Linked DNA regions of Homo sapiens: region 1 is linked to region 2. Evidence: read pairs that join two places in POLR2A ChIA-PET (ENCODE). Cell type or tissue: GM12878. All regions are shown on one strand. Links, peaks and the distances in the headings refer to the core of each region. The heading gives the core; the rest is flanking DNA. Region 1 overlaps LOC124902897. Region 2 overlaps BCAT1 (branched chain amino acid transaminase 1).

Region 1 (7,323 bases), core at 1,045-5,044, 200 kb before region 2:
TATGTATGTAGATATGACCTAAGATTTCTGAGTTTTCTCAAGTCCCACAGTCTTCTTTCCAATAATAAACAATACCCCAACAAATTCCCTTCTAGGAGCGCAGTGGCCCTGGATACCAAGTGGCATTTCCTGTGGATTCTTTTCCTGGGGGAGGCCTTTGAACATCAACATTTTGAGGTTTCATGATGTTGAATGAACCTCATTGAATGCTAAGGCTTAAACTGATCTTAGTCTAAGTGTTTCTTTTTACAGATGGGGAAACTGAGGCTCATAGCCTCATTTCTTATCCTGCAGTATAGCATGAATTCCAGCAATGTTGGCTACTACATTTTGATCCCTTTAAGATAATTAATTTTCTTAGAAAATATTAAGTGCCCCATGCTGGAAATATTAAGTGCTACTTAAGATTGGAGCCAAAACTACCAACATTTTCTCAAAAGAAAAACATCTTTTCCATAAAGACTAGAAATAATATGTTGCAGTGAGGAAAAAAGATGTGGAAAGAGGAAACATAATAAAAAGAGGGGATTTTTTTTTTTTTTTGGTGATTTTGATAAATTTTTCATCAGGTGATTTGTCATTTGTTGAGCTGTAGGCAATAGAAGGATAATTTCAGACTCCCCTAGGCTTCACATTTGATTTGGAAGAAACCAAAATGGACTTTTAAAAAAATAAGTTTCTAAAAGGATACTTTGTTCTTTTTCTCTGAAGTGAGTCCAAAATCAACAACAACAAAAATGGAACTGTTAAGGATGGAATGTCTTAATCTGGATTAGTTTAGTCACTGTTTAATTCAATTTAATTTAACTCAACAAAGTTTTATTGAGTATGTGATATGTGTAATGCACTATCTTTTGTATTTTCCTGTCTCATGACTGTGTATCTCTGAACTTCAGAAGTTAGTCAAATGAGAGGTGGCAGGGTGTGTAGATTACAGTTTAGGATAATATTTGGCCCTTAAAAACTAAACTCCACTTTCCTGACTGGCTAGATTCTAATGGGGATGTCACATTGGAGAAATATTTGGCAACACCAAATGTAAGTCAGTGTTATTACTTACATTACATTACTCACACTTTACTTAGTTAATGAGCCCCACGTACTCAATATTCCAGTGGGATTATGTATACGTGTGGGTGGGGGTAAGGGGTGCCCCATTCTCTTGGTTGCCTCAGAACTATAGTTCCAAAGCTACATCCAAAGTATTTAAACAAGAAATACTACAATAACTTCATATTAATCTATCCAGAGCAATCCTTCCAGAGGTTTTATTGAAAAGGGCCCCACCTTTATAATAGCAGAAACATCAACTGTCTTCCCAGTTTACTCCTCTCAAGCAAGTGGTAACTTCAAAGTCTGAAGTTTTAACCCAGACATTACTACAGCTGAGAACTTTACATTCCAGTCACTGTAAATTTGGATTTACAAATATAAACAAAAAGACCAGAAATGCAAATATTAAATTTCTTTTAGTTCTGAGTTTGCAAAATTGATGCTAACAGTCTATAGAAATTTTGTATTTATTAACATAGGTGAGAAAAGATTTCCATGAGTTATTGTATTACAGTTTTGCATGTAATTGTTAACTCCCTAAATATTAATATTTGTGTAAAGTGTTAAATTTACTTAGCATTTTGTTCCCCCTAAGACATTCAAAGACTTTACAGATATTAGCTAATTAAAACTCAGCCCATTACTGAAATGCAAGAAGCCCTAGGAAGTATAGTCCACAATTAAAAGATGCAGAGGGCCAGGCGAGGTGGCTCACGCCTGTAATCCCAGCACTTTGGGAGGCCGAGGCGGGCCGATCGCTTGAGTTCGGGGGTTCGAGACCATCCTGGCCAACGTGGTAAAACCCCGTCTCTACTAAAACTACAAAAATTACAGGGCATGGTGGTGTGTGCCTGTAATCCCAGCTAATCAGGAAGCTGAGGCAGGAGAATCGCTTGAACCCGGAAGTTGCTGTGAGCTGAGAGCGCGCCACTGCACTCCAGCCTGGGCGACAGAGCAAGATTCCGTCTCAAAAAAAAAAAAAAACAAAGCAGAAAAAGAAAACCAGGAAGTGATGAGTCATCAGGTCCAACAATAAGCAGATGGCATATTTTAAAGATGCTTGGGACCAAAGGGAGAGAAGCCACAGAGTTTCCTGTCCCCACAGGTTCAAGAGTTCATTCTGGAGTAAGAGTATAGAGAGGAGAACTAGTCTTAACAGTTCTGGTCCTTTCTAACACAGAAGATAACAGAGGAAATCCCATTCCAATCTTACCAGCACTCTCAGCCAATCCGACACAGTGCTGTGGAACCACCCATCCTGCAGAGACAGAGGACCCAATTGTAATGATGGCCAGCTTTTGTAAAAAGACTTTCTATATTATTTGTTTTTGCACTACAGTTATTTGTGCATCATGAAAAATAAACTGCAGAGTCAAAAAAAAAAAAAAAAAAAAACGCCAAATCTTGGCTCTGCCCCCTACTAACTGTGTGATACGTAGTCACTGCACATAAAGCAGGTTCAATTCTTTTATCTGAAGAATCGAGATAATAAAACCTATGTCACTGCATTATTATGAGAATTAAATGGTAAAATATAAAAGTGGTTTAGAACTTAATGGACTCAGAAATGTTTTTCTTTCCAAAATGGATCTTTCTGTGGGTAGGGTGGCGGGGGTAGGGTGGGTAGGAGTTGAAGGTTTGTGTTTGTATAGATACGTTGTTTGCAACCGAATTCAAATTTATCTGAAAGATCCTACTAGAGCTCCGGTTATTTTCGAAAGTCAAAAACTAGGTCATTAGCAACTCAACTTGAAACTTTCTTTGTTAGCATTGCTACTAATTGAGAGGTTATCATTAAGCACCATGGCTCGGTTCAACTGGAGCTCAAACAAAGGGGAAATTTTGAGCAATTACCCAGGACTCGGTGTCTAGAACCCAAAGTCAACTTATGAAATGCTTTGCAAACAATGAAGCATTAAGAGGAACTCACTGCCTCGGTAGAACCTGCTCTTGTTGGTACCAAGGGACAAAATGCAACTCGCTGCAGTATCCAGACCCAAAAGGGTTTTCTCAAATGGACTCTATCTCTTGAGTCAAAATTGTTTTTGCATGTCACTACACTGCCCCATCTCATCTGGCTTTTCCACGTCTCTTCACAAAAAAGAAACTTTTGACTAGAAATAAAACACTCCCAAATTGCTTTTTCCTTTACCAGGACTAACATAAAACACAATTATAATGGAAAGCAAGAGGGAGCACCAAGAAAGAACCAAATCTTTAATTTTTATTTTTTAATTTTGACATAAATCTCAATTTTCTGGTTCTTACAGGAATTAGAGGCACTTGAAAATTGTAGGGGGAATGTAGAAGTCCTAGGCTGACAACAAGAAATACATATTTCTTGCCAAAAATGTCTTCAGAAAAATGAAAACCAACATTCTGAAATTTCCCAAATATCTATTAATATTGATTGCAATTTCTGATTGCAATGAAACCAAACATAAAAATCTTTCAATGGCCCCACAATTAATCTTCTTTCTTCAGGACAGATACTCAAACAAAATGAAATAACTATTTAGGTTCAGCCTGTTCAATGTTCTGATTTAATTCTGGTTTATTAGTTTAAAAAAACAAAAAAAACCCATGAGTTTAGGTCTAGCTGAAACAAGTTCCCTAGGTTTTCTTTGAAAGATTTTAAGCTCAGTTCACAGTTGAGTTAAAAAGTAACAAGAAAGTCAGGGTCATATTAGGTTTATCAAATCCTACAGTTCTTAAGGTTTGGGACTGAAAGGTGCTTTCAGGCCCAATCTTGGCTTCAGAGACCCGGGAGGTTCACTTGGGTGGACAAATACTGAGACAACAGGCTGAGTTTTATGCAGTACCTTTTAAGTAAGGAATGAAAAGGGAAGCAGCCATCTGCTTTGTGAGAAATGAAGGAAGTGCCCCAGTCCCCTGCAATTCAATCTGAGAAGTCACTGCAGTGTGGCTTCCCCCGAAACTTGAGTTCCTGGCAGTGGAACCAATAGACCGTGGGGGTTGGGTAGGGGAAGAGCAAAGACAGTCAGTCTCCTCATGTAAGCCAATTTCTTCTCTTTACAACTCCTCCCACTTTACTCAAGGCCAGTCTCCCAAGACGTGCACCCATACACCCATCTGTGCTGTCAGGAAGAGGTGTCTCCCACCTCTTCCTCACCTAACTCAACTTAAATGTCACGTCTCAGATAGGCTTCTTTGACCATCTCTTTTGAAATTTGATGTTCACATAATACAGGTTCACGTCTTCCTGTATTTTTCCTTTATTGCTCTTATTAACAATTGTAGGAACCAGGCTTGGTGGCTCACACCTGCAATCCCACCACTTTGGGTGGCCAAGATGGGCAGATCACTTGAGTCCAGGAGTTCAAGACCAGCCTGGGCAACATGGCAAAACCTCGTCTCTACAAAAAATACAAAAATTAGCCGGGTGCAGTAGCCTGAGCGGGTAGTCCTGGCTACTCGGTTGGCTGAGGTGGGAGGATTGCCTAAGCCTGGGAGGTTGGGGCTGCAGTGAGTGGTGATCCTGCCACTACACTCCAGCCTGGGTGATAGAGGGAGACCCTGTCTTTAAAAAAAAAAATTATAGCTACACAGACTCTTGTGTGGTTATGGCTCATGGTTGGTTTCCTTCACTAGACTATTCATTCTATGAGGCTAAGAAAAATAAGTATTTTTTAAACTTCTATTCCCAGCCCCCAAGCAGAGGGTTTGGTATATAGTAGATGTCCATTAAATAATTGTGGAATAGGTAGCTCTCTGCTCTCAAATATCAACCTCATCTTTTGATTGTTTTTCCCATATTCAAGTCCCATTTTATATTCTAAATACCCTTGGATGTATTACACCTTTAGCAATTAGCAGAAATAATTAAAAATATCACTTACTGAGGCCTTAACATGTGCTGAACATGGAACTCAACACATCATTGACCTGTAATCCCAGCACTCTGGGAGGCTGAGGTGGGCGGATCACATGAGACCAGGAGTTCAAGACCAGCCTGGCCAACACAGTGAAACCCTGACTCTTCTAAAAATACAAAACTTAGTCAGGTATGGTGGTGGGTGCCTGTAATCCCAACTACTTGGGAGGCTGAGACAGGAGAAATGCTTGAACCTGGAGGGGAAGGTTGCAGAGAGCCAAGATCATGCCACTACACTCCAGCCTGGGTGACAGAGAAAGATTCCGTCTCAAAAAAAAAAAAAAAAAAAAAAAAAAAAAGACATCATTGACATTATTTCATGGAATTTTCTCAACACTGTGAAGTGTGTAAAATTATTGCTGTGTTACAAGTGAAGAAATCAAGGTTGGATTAAGCCTAGAGGGGAAGTACCGCTTGGCATGGAAGAGAGAAAGAAGGGTTGGTGAGGAGCATGGAGACAGTGAAGGTAGGAGTGTGCCAGCGAACATTCCTTATGTCATAATCCCCCAGTCAGCCCCGTCTATACCACTTAAGAGCAATGCATATACCATATGTGTTGCTGCTGTCTGCAGCATTAAACATATATTCCATAGTTGAATCCCTTTTCCTGGTGCTCAAAGGAAAGAGAAAATAACAGATCAAAGGAGAATGCTGAAAAGATATTTGACTCTCTGGCCCTTATTGTTTAACACCTTTTAAATTTGTTTTTTTCTTCTGTGTCTATAACACTGGAGCTAAGACATGGGTGGCCAGAATAGATAAGCCTCTGGCCCTCTTCCAATCCTATGATTCTACAATTCTATGTTGCCATAATAATTTCCACTATATTCTGTCAATGTGCTCTCACTTCCCTTCAGACAGGATTTATCTGGCAACTGAAGTTGGTCCTGACAACATCTTAAAATGCCTAAACTGATGGTGTCTCTAAGATTTTTCTAACCCCTATTTATATACCGTCAAGACAAATATGCAGGAATTCGGCAATCAGAAAGTTGATTTCCACCATTGTGACAGCCACTGTTTTTTAACGTTTCATTCCCATTCTTGAAGCAATGGTGGGAAGCAGCTCCTCTGGAATTTGTCACGTAGCACTTCAGCTCTTCCACGACAACTGGTATGCACAGAAGATTGCAGAATATGCCTTCCTCCCGTGCCAAGGCATCACTCTCCTCCCTTTCTCCTTGTTAGTCATTTGTCGGGTTCTGTAAAACTGCATTGATAAGGTGCTGCTTTAAAGGTGCCAATTATCTATTTTGTTGTAGTGTAATTTTTTAAGAAAAGGATGCTGCTAGTTATCCTCTTCTTGATGTTTAGAAGAGTCTCAGAGGGTTTTGACTAAGGGGACTGTAGTTATTTTGGTGTAACTTGCAGTTGTTCGGTGAGAGATAGAGTTGAGGTATGAAGACATTTGAAGAAAAATAATGGTAAACTTTTATGTTTGAGTGAAAGTAGAGAGAGATGTTCTCTTTGGGCAACATACAACTCCAATTTGGATGGAAAAATATGAGGACAAAAGTTACCTTGTTCAGGTGAAGATGTGCCTGGAAGGAAAGAGAGCCTTTCCCATGAATTTTGTTGGAAACTGCTCTGCTTTTGGTCACATGCTCCGTGTACTCCCACAGAACACACAAGGGATGAAGGCCTGACCTTTGAAGTCAGGATTAAATTCCCATCATTTAATCTAAATGTATTCGCCCATCACCACTGAGAAGCAGGAAGCATCAGATGCTCTGCTGTGAGCCGACTGGCATCCTCTCCCCTTTTATTTTGCAGTATTTTTCTCTTATAAACCTCTAGTTATTTAAGACCTGGTGTTTGACAGATCAGTAGGGTGACTATAGTTAACATCAGTCGATCATACATTTCAAAATAGCTGGAAGAGAATAATTCAAATGTCTGTAGCATAAAGAAAAGATAAATATTTAAAGTGATGGGCATCCCAATTACTCTGATCTGATTATATGAATGTATCAAATTATCACATGTACCCCCAAAATAAATACATCTAATTTTTATATAAAAAATAAATAGCCTAAAAAATAACTAAAGTGCTATGTTTTAATAAAAGAGGAAAAAGAAGTGATAATAACATACATATTACATCATCATTTCTGATTTTACATGAACTTTAAAGAAGAAAAATCCATAAATGTGCCAACAGAAAATGTTAACAAACCAATCATCTCCATTTTGGCCATCATCACAGCTTACAAACACACACACAAACCCACATACACATGCACAAAGAATGGAGGGAACAATGAGTTAGAAAGGAAAAAAATGTGAGACATATTCACAATATAAATTCTACAAAAGGAATTCAACAAACCAGAGCTTTTGGCTTAAGTGTGCTTTTAAAAATATTTTTGTTTCAG
Region 2 (7,323 bases), core at 1,495-5,494:
ATACAGTGAAAAGGCTCACGGTAACTTTCTTTTTATCTCTACCTGAGAGCTTACTGGTTCTTTCCTCAATTGTTTTCTTTTAATGTCATTATTTTTTACGCCTAATGACTATGCAAATGACTTCCACTCTTTGTAATCACAAACAATGCTGCAATAAATAATCTTGTTGATAAGTCATTTCACATGTGTACAAGTTAATATAAGGCACTTTTAATTAAACTAAATATTAACAATGATGTTGAATCATTAAATCTATTGCAAACTATGCAGTTACGTTAATATGGTTAAAACAATCCCTCATTTCAAGCTTCGAAGTGTTGTCCTTGAATATCAAGTGGTAGACTAAAGTACTCCTGTACATACTGTTCTAAGAACATTGATCAAAAGGAGGGAAGGTGCCAGTTAACCAGCAAATACAACATTAACACACTCAGTTATTAAGGGGCATAAACTTTATTGACATCCTACATCTATATATTCATGGAACTACTGACAATATTAATAAAATATTTGCTCTAATGTTATTGAATTTTTAAAAGCCAGTTTAGTTAATATCATGCTTTATAACCAAGTAATGGTTATATGTTATATGATTAATGTTATATGATTTCTTTTAAATAAGCATAAAGAATCATGGAAAACTATCAGCAGAGCCAACCATGAATAGTTGATGTGTATAACCAAAAGAAAAAGGAAATCAGTTATCAGGAGACTTTCAAAAGTGAATATAGTAGGTGCCAGAACTCTCCACAGGGAATTTGAGAAGTCCTATTTCTCGAGGCATTTAAATGGAATAGAACTGAAAGCTAGAAAAATAAACTCAAAAGAACAATCCTTCTTCAGCAGAAGTAAAAGCCCAAAATGACCTAATAGATTTTTTCTTTCAAAATTCTAGGATTCAATGAACACTGCTCTAAGTACCTCTTTTGTTGGATTTGTTTGTCAGGGTATGCATTCATTAGTTTGCTTAAAAACTGCATTGTTTGCAACAAAGAAAAACATGTTGAACAGTATTGGAATTGGTTAAGATTCCCAAACACATGACTTTGTTCTATATTCTAAGACCATTCCAAGGATGTTTCCCTTTGCATACTGCCTTAATCTGAAAACTAGTGATTGAACAGGCTGGCATTACTGAGTTTGTTCATTACGATTTTTGTGGTGTTCAGTTTATATTCCTATGTAGCATCTTTTTGTATGAATTTTCCTACAATCAATTTAAAATCAACCAGCTATGTGAGTTTTCCAGTAGACATATATAGCAGCTATATGAGTTTGGCAATGGGCATTAAGCTACATGAGTTTGCAGCTATATGAGTCTGGCAATAGGCATTAATAGCAGCTATATGTGTTTGGCAATAGGCATTAAGACCGTGTAAATACTTTACTGTTCTCTGTGTTTTTATAATCCTCTGTCTTTTGGAAGTCAATTAAAGCTTTAACTTCAAAGAAATCCAAGTGTGGAAAGATGTATGTGCCATTCAAAAACAGAGAAGTATAAAACAGAATCAATTAATCTGAATCTTGAAAGTCCAGAAATAGGCTCTCGATTTAACTCAACCAATATCTGTAAAGCACCAACAATGGTGCAAGGTTCCTGCCATGGTAGAAGAAAAGGTAAGTGCAGAGGAGTTGCAGCATATGATCAATATCTTTTTGGGGCAAGGTTCATGCTACAACAGAGGAAAAGGTAAAAAGCACAGTCGAATTAAAGCATTGATCAGTATCTTATTTCCTGACTTCAAAATGTAAATCTATGCATACCTTCCCACCTTTCGCCCATGTTCATTCCACTGCAAAAACATGATCACTGTTCTCACAAGGTGTCTGGGGAGTGGGCTGCATGGTGAGCAACATGGTGCAAATTATAGATAGGATGGAGGGAGTTAAAAACCAGTAAATGCAAATATAAGAACACATTTTGAGATAGATCAAATCCTCTCTTATGACTAGAGAAATGCATGCACATAGAAGAGGTGTAGGTAGATTTTAAACGGTCTCATGCACTAAACTAAACTCAGGAGACAATGGAGAAGCCATAGATTTTGCGTGGTGGAATGACATCGAACAGCACATAATGAAAATTAAGCTTCAGACCAGTTGGGAGACTTTTGGAATAATTCAAGCGAGAAGTAATGAGAGCATAAACCAGTATGCAGGGCAATGGGAAAGAGAGAACCTATAGATTCAGAGAAGACAGAGTCCACAGGACGTGGTACCTGCTTGAATATGTGGAATAAGAGAATAAGAAAGAAGTAAAAGATGGCTGGCTGGGCATGTAATCCCAGTAGTTTGGGAGGCCAAGGCGGGCGGATCACTTGAGGTCAAGAGTTCTAGACCAGCCTGGCCAACATGGAGAAACCCCGTCTCTACTAAAAATACAAAAATACAAAGCCAAGCGTGGTCGTGGGTGTCTGTAATCCCAGCTACTCAGGAGGCTGAGGCAGGAGAATTGCTTGAACCCGGGAGGCAGAGGTTGCAGTGAGCCAAAATCACACCACTGCACTCCAGCGTGGGTGACAGAACAAGACTCCGCCTCAAAAAAAAAAAAAAAAGATGGCTGGACTTGGGCCAAATATACACCCTTGTTACAATCAGCTGTGGCTAAGGTGGAGTCACCTGCAAAGAACATGGCCATACTGGCCTTCTCCTTTGACAGGTACAACAGGTAGGGGAAGTTATCTAAGTGGGAAGTAGGAAGGCTAGGCACCCCAAACTCCTACACTCCACTAAGAAATTGCATATTAACCTTGGCTAAGAAAACACCCACACACACTTCCAAACTAGTTGAAGATCGAAGAAATTAGGGTGCATATGGTATGAACCGAGTTCTATTCTGTAACTATACACCTTAGATCTTGATGGGATGAAACAGAGAAGAAAGTGATAACTTATGTGCTGTGAACAAACAAACCATTGGTTGTTTATCTCTTGAACTAAAAGTGGAGATTTTCAATATTCAAATGGCAGCGTGAAGCTTCTGCTTATATAGTTTCATATCTCAGCTGACTGCAAAGGCAAGAGCCAATAGCCCTCCACTGCTCTGAATAACTAAACCATTTCAGTCTTTTCTACCTGTCTTCCATGCTATATGCACTCTATTGTCCTGGCTTTAATAACCAATAATTTAGATATAAAACTTTGTGTCTATATGTGTTTGCACATTTTGCAAAAGATTGGCCATACTTTTCATAAGATTTACAAACTGGCCCAGTGCAGTGACGGATGCCTGTAATCCCAGCACTTTGGAGGCCAAGGTGGGTGGATCACTGGAGCCCAGGAGTTCAAGACCAGCCAGTGCAACATGGAGAAACCCCATCTCTACAAAAAATACAAAAATTCACCGGGCGTGGTGGCACATGCCTGTGGTCCCAGCTACTCAGGGAGCTGAGGCAGGAAGATCACTTGAGCCCAGGAGGTTGAAGCTGAAGTGAGCCATGATTGTACCACTGCACTCCAGCCTAGGTGACAGAATGAGACCCTATCTGGAAAAAAAAAAAAAAAAAAAAAAAAATTTACAAAGTGGTGTCAGACCCAAGAAAGCCTAGAACCTGGAGAGATCAATAGCACAATAGACTAGGAGTCTGTCTACTTTCTCATTTTGCTCTTTTATTTGTATTATTTATTTATTCTTAAGCAATTCTAGTAAGTTTTCTGATGCTTTCCTTAGAAGAATGTTTTCAGTTAAAGTAGTTTGAGGCCGGGAGCGGTGGCTCACGCCTGTAATCCCAGCACCTTGGGTGGCCGAGGCGGGCAGATCACGAGGTCAGGAGATCAAGACCTTCCTGGCTAACATGGTGAAACCCCGTCTCTACAAAAAATACAAAAAATTAGCCGGGCGTGGTGGCGGGCGCCTGTAGTCCCAGCTACTCAGGAAGCTGAGGCAGGAGAATGGCGTGAACCCAGGAGGCGGAGCTTGCAGTGAGCCGAGATCGCACCACTGTACTCCAGCCTGGGTGACAGAGCAAGACTCCGTCTCAACAAAAGAAAAAAAAAAAAGTAGTTTGCATGGCATTTAGAAAATGGAAAGCAAAAGCACCAATTAAGCAAGGAAGTCTTGCCTCAAACCTGCATGTGTTTCTTCTATAAACACCAGCACTATTCTTATAAGTGTACAGAGCACTCACCGACACTGAAAACCATGGAACCCTGAGTCATGTATTATGCTTCCCCATGTAGACTTCGCAGCTGTCTTTTAACTCTACCTTTTATCTTCAAAGTTCAAGGAAACATTTATTATGATTTCAAATTCCTGAACTCACATCTAGTCCTAAAGTCAAAACAATATAACTTGGTATCTAAATCAACTGAAATGAAATGAAATGCACTTGGCAAAATCACCCTTTTATGTAGTGGTGGAATGCTAACAACTGCCCTGTGACCATCCTGTGCAAATCCACCCTTGGCCTCATCCCAGGATATACCCAAACTTCGTCTCAACTGTGTCTCTTTGTCAGTCACGTTAAGAGACAGCTGTGGAATGTTTGGTCTAGAATATCCCAACAGGTGCTCCTTCCGTCTCAACTTCTATGGAGTCAAATAGAATTTGATCTGTAATCCTATGTCCCAGGCTTCCTAAGTCTTCCTAAAGCAGATATCCATTTATAGTCAAAACAGCAAAAACAGTTCTCACACTGAGGGATAAACCGTAAATGCAATTGATGAAACATTCAAATCTACACACCGAAATAAAGAACTGACAAATGAATTTGTTCTTTTTAGATTAAAGACTATTCTTAATGGAACTAGCTGAGTTTTGCAAGTATTTCACAACTTTCAATAAGAAAGAGCCATATGTTTTTCAGTATGACTTCAGTTTATTACTTGTAATTTCCTCTATTTTTTTCTTTATTGGTCTTCCCTGTTTCCATTCTTCCATTTTCCTGTATTTTTGGGACATAACTGTCTCTTTCTTTTAGAGTTTGTTTTTCCCATTAATTACTGAACACAAGAAAAATGTTTTGCAAAATAGTCTTTCCCACCAAAAAGGTATAACAGTAGAAAAACGTTTATGTGACATGCTATGCTGTATTCATAAGGTAATCTAATTTCCAAGCTATTTTAAGGATATGAGTACTCAATTTTTAGGGGAAAGATAATTTAGCTTTGTGGACTTTAGAGCACAAATTATAAGCATAGTTGAAACTGATACCTGAACCTGGTGTTCCAGAAAAGACAGATTCTCCTTTGCGTTCACCATTGACATTGTGAGTCACTGACAAGGTCTTATGATGAAACTGTTTACCAATATTTGCAAAGTCATGTTTATGAATAAAAGCACCTAAATGCTTAATTTTGAAACATTTAAAAAATGTGAGTTGCACCTCACATTTATTTCTTGGCTGAACTGCATACAATCCCATTGCAGTGGCCTTAGTTGAATGGACAGAGGCTCAGGAAAGGCCAACAGTAGGAACATTTACCATATGTTAGGTGAAATGTATAGACCAGTTGGACAGCTGTTAAGGGGATAATGTTACAATACAAAAGCTGCCTATATTTTTGACAGTAAAATGAGCAGATCAGCCATAGTTTCCTCCTGTGCTCAAAAAGAATGATAGCACATGCCTGTAATCCCAGCACTTTGGGAGGCCGAGATGGGCAGATCGCTTGAGGCCAGGAGTTCCAGACCAGCCTGGCCAACATGGCAAAACTCCGTCTTTACAAAAAAATACGAAAATTAGCTGGGCATGGTGGTAATCCCAGCTTCTCAGGAGGCTGAGGCACAAGAATTGCTTGAACCTAGGAGGCAGAGGTTGCAGTGAGTAGAGATCACTCTGCGGCACTCCAGCCTGAACAACACAGTGAGATTCTGTCAAAAAAAAGAAAAGAAAAAAGAATGATAGCATCATATAGAAAGTAGAGGATAGCTGGCACAATTATGTCTATCATGGAAGGTCCCAGATTCTCACTCTCCAGTATAGCAACCAAACCTTCCTGAGCATAAGGCTGATCATGCCACTGGGTTTCCCTGGGGTGGGCATCTGTTATTTAAAGAAACTGTGGTTACCAACACTAAAGGGAAATAAAGAAAGTTCTTTATTTTCCAACTTCCTATACCAGTTGAGAAGAGGCCATTTAAAGAAGCTGGCAACCTGAAACCCCAAAAGATGTAACTAATACAAAGGCTCAACATAGCTGCCATTTAGAAACAATCTTTCATTTATGCACAGGAATAATTTACTCATAAGCCCAGCCCTCTCAGTTAGGTTAATAACACCACTATCAGTTTTCCAGCTGTTTACTTCCCTAGCTTTATTTCTAGACATGAGAAATAAGGAACAAAATATATAATTAGGAAAACAATTGGAATGTCAGCCTACGGACAAAACTGAGACAAAATTTATATAAGTAGAGAGTATATTGAGGTCAAATTTGAGGACTGCAACCAACGAAACACCAAATCAAGTTGCCCTGAATATATACAGCAGTTACAAGTGGGTTTTTAAAAGAAAAAAGAGGCAGTTTCTAAGTTGAGAAGAATTTATATTAAAATAACATAAACTATATAAACTATTGATAGGCTAAACATTGTTTTTTTGTATCACAAATTCCAGGAACATAATGAGTGAGGCAGTTAGTCAGGAACAAAATGTCTTTAAATAATTACTCCTGCGCATGCGTACGGGGGGACGTGACTGAAGTCTCACACTCCTATCTCTCTGGGCCTGATAAATTGTGTAGCCTTCACAAAGCTCAGATCGCTCTGCGCTATTTTTCTTTTTTCAGGGAGTTGCACAGCTACTGACAGAAAGCACATCTTGGTTTTAGTCCATAGTACAAAACTCAATTGTGATCGAATGTTTTCAACTTCCTTTCATAATAAGGTTTTAAACTCATTTCAAATAATTAGATCTGGTTCTAATGAGCTGAAAAGCAAGAGAAATTCTTGCGTAAAAAAGGAAAAATATTTTTCCCCTTTTCTCTCTGTAGTTCTGAAATCCAGTGAAATTACTCATTACTGAAACTTATCAGATGAAAATATTGGCCAGCATTAAATTCTTTTCCTCCCCAACCCCCACCTCTTTTTTTCCTTTTTCTAACCACCACCCTTTTGTTAGGCCAGCTTAACTAGCTTTACATCTCTGAGCCTAGCCTGAGGGGCCACATCCTGTGTCTGGAATGTAAAACCTCTCTCCCCACTAGGCCTCCCGTCTTCCCTCCACACACACACACACACACACACACACACACACACACACACACACGGACTTCCCTTGCCTCCAATCCCATTTACATGTGTATCATTTTTAAATCCCCATCTAAATTTATTAAGTCATAATACTCACTTACCATTTTTGTACACATGCTACTCAGTGTATA

What was found. Peaks named below come from ENCODE experiments on the same cell type or tissue, not always from the same donor. Only the 100,000 strongest peaks of a DNase experiment are listed, where the experiment ranks them.
Region 1: POLR2A ChIA-PET joins it to region 2 with 6 read pairs; 2 of 35 experiments call an interaction of 5 or more read pairs at or near these places.

What each region holds. Positions count from the first base shown.
Region 1 is chr12:24,738,565-24,745,887 of GRCh38, forward strand. All of the region lies in intron 1 of LOC124902897, which reads left to right. Among named protein-coding and RNA genes, the nearest start is that of BCAT1-AS1, 78 kb to the right of the region's middle. In GM12878, for the core only: no CTCF peak of the experiment used is centred there; DNase peaks (open chromatin) are centred at 2,145, 2,857 and 4,007; H3K4me3 peaks cover 442 bases.
Region 2 is chr12:24,940,005-24,947,327 of GRCh38, forward strand. All of the region lies in intron 1 of BCAT1 (branched chain amino acid transaminase 1), which reads right to left. Among named protein-coding and RNA genes, the nearest start is that of BCAT1, 5.4 kb to the right of the region's middle. RefSeq lists a silencer at 2,931-3,100. In GM12878, for the core only: no CTCF peak of the experiment used is centred there; no DNase peak of the experiment used is centred there.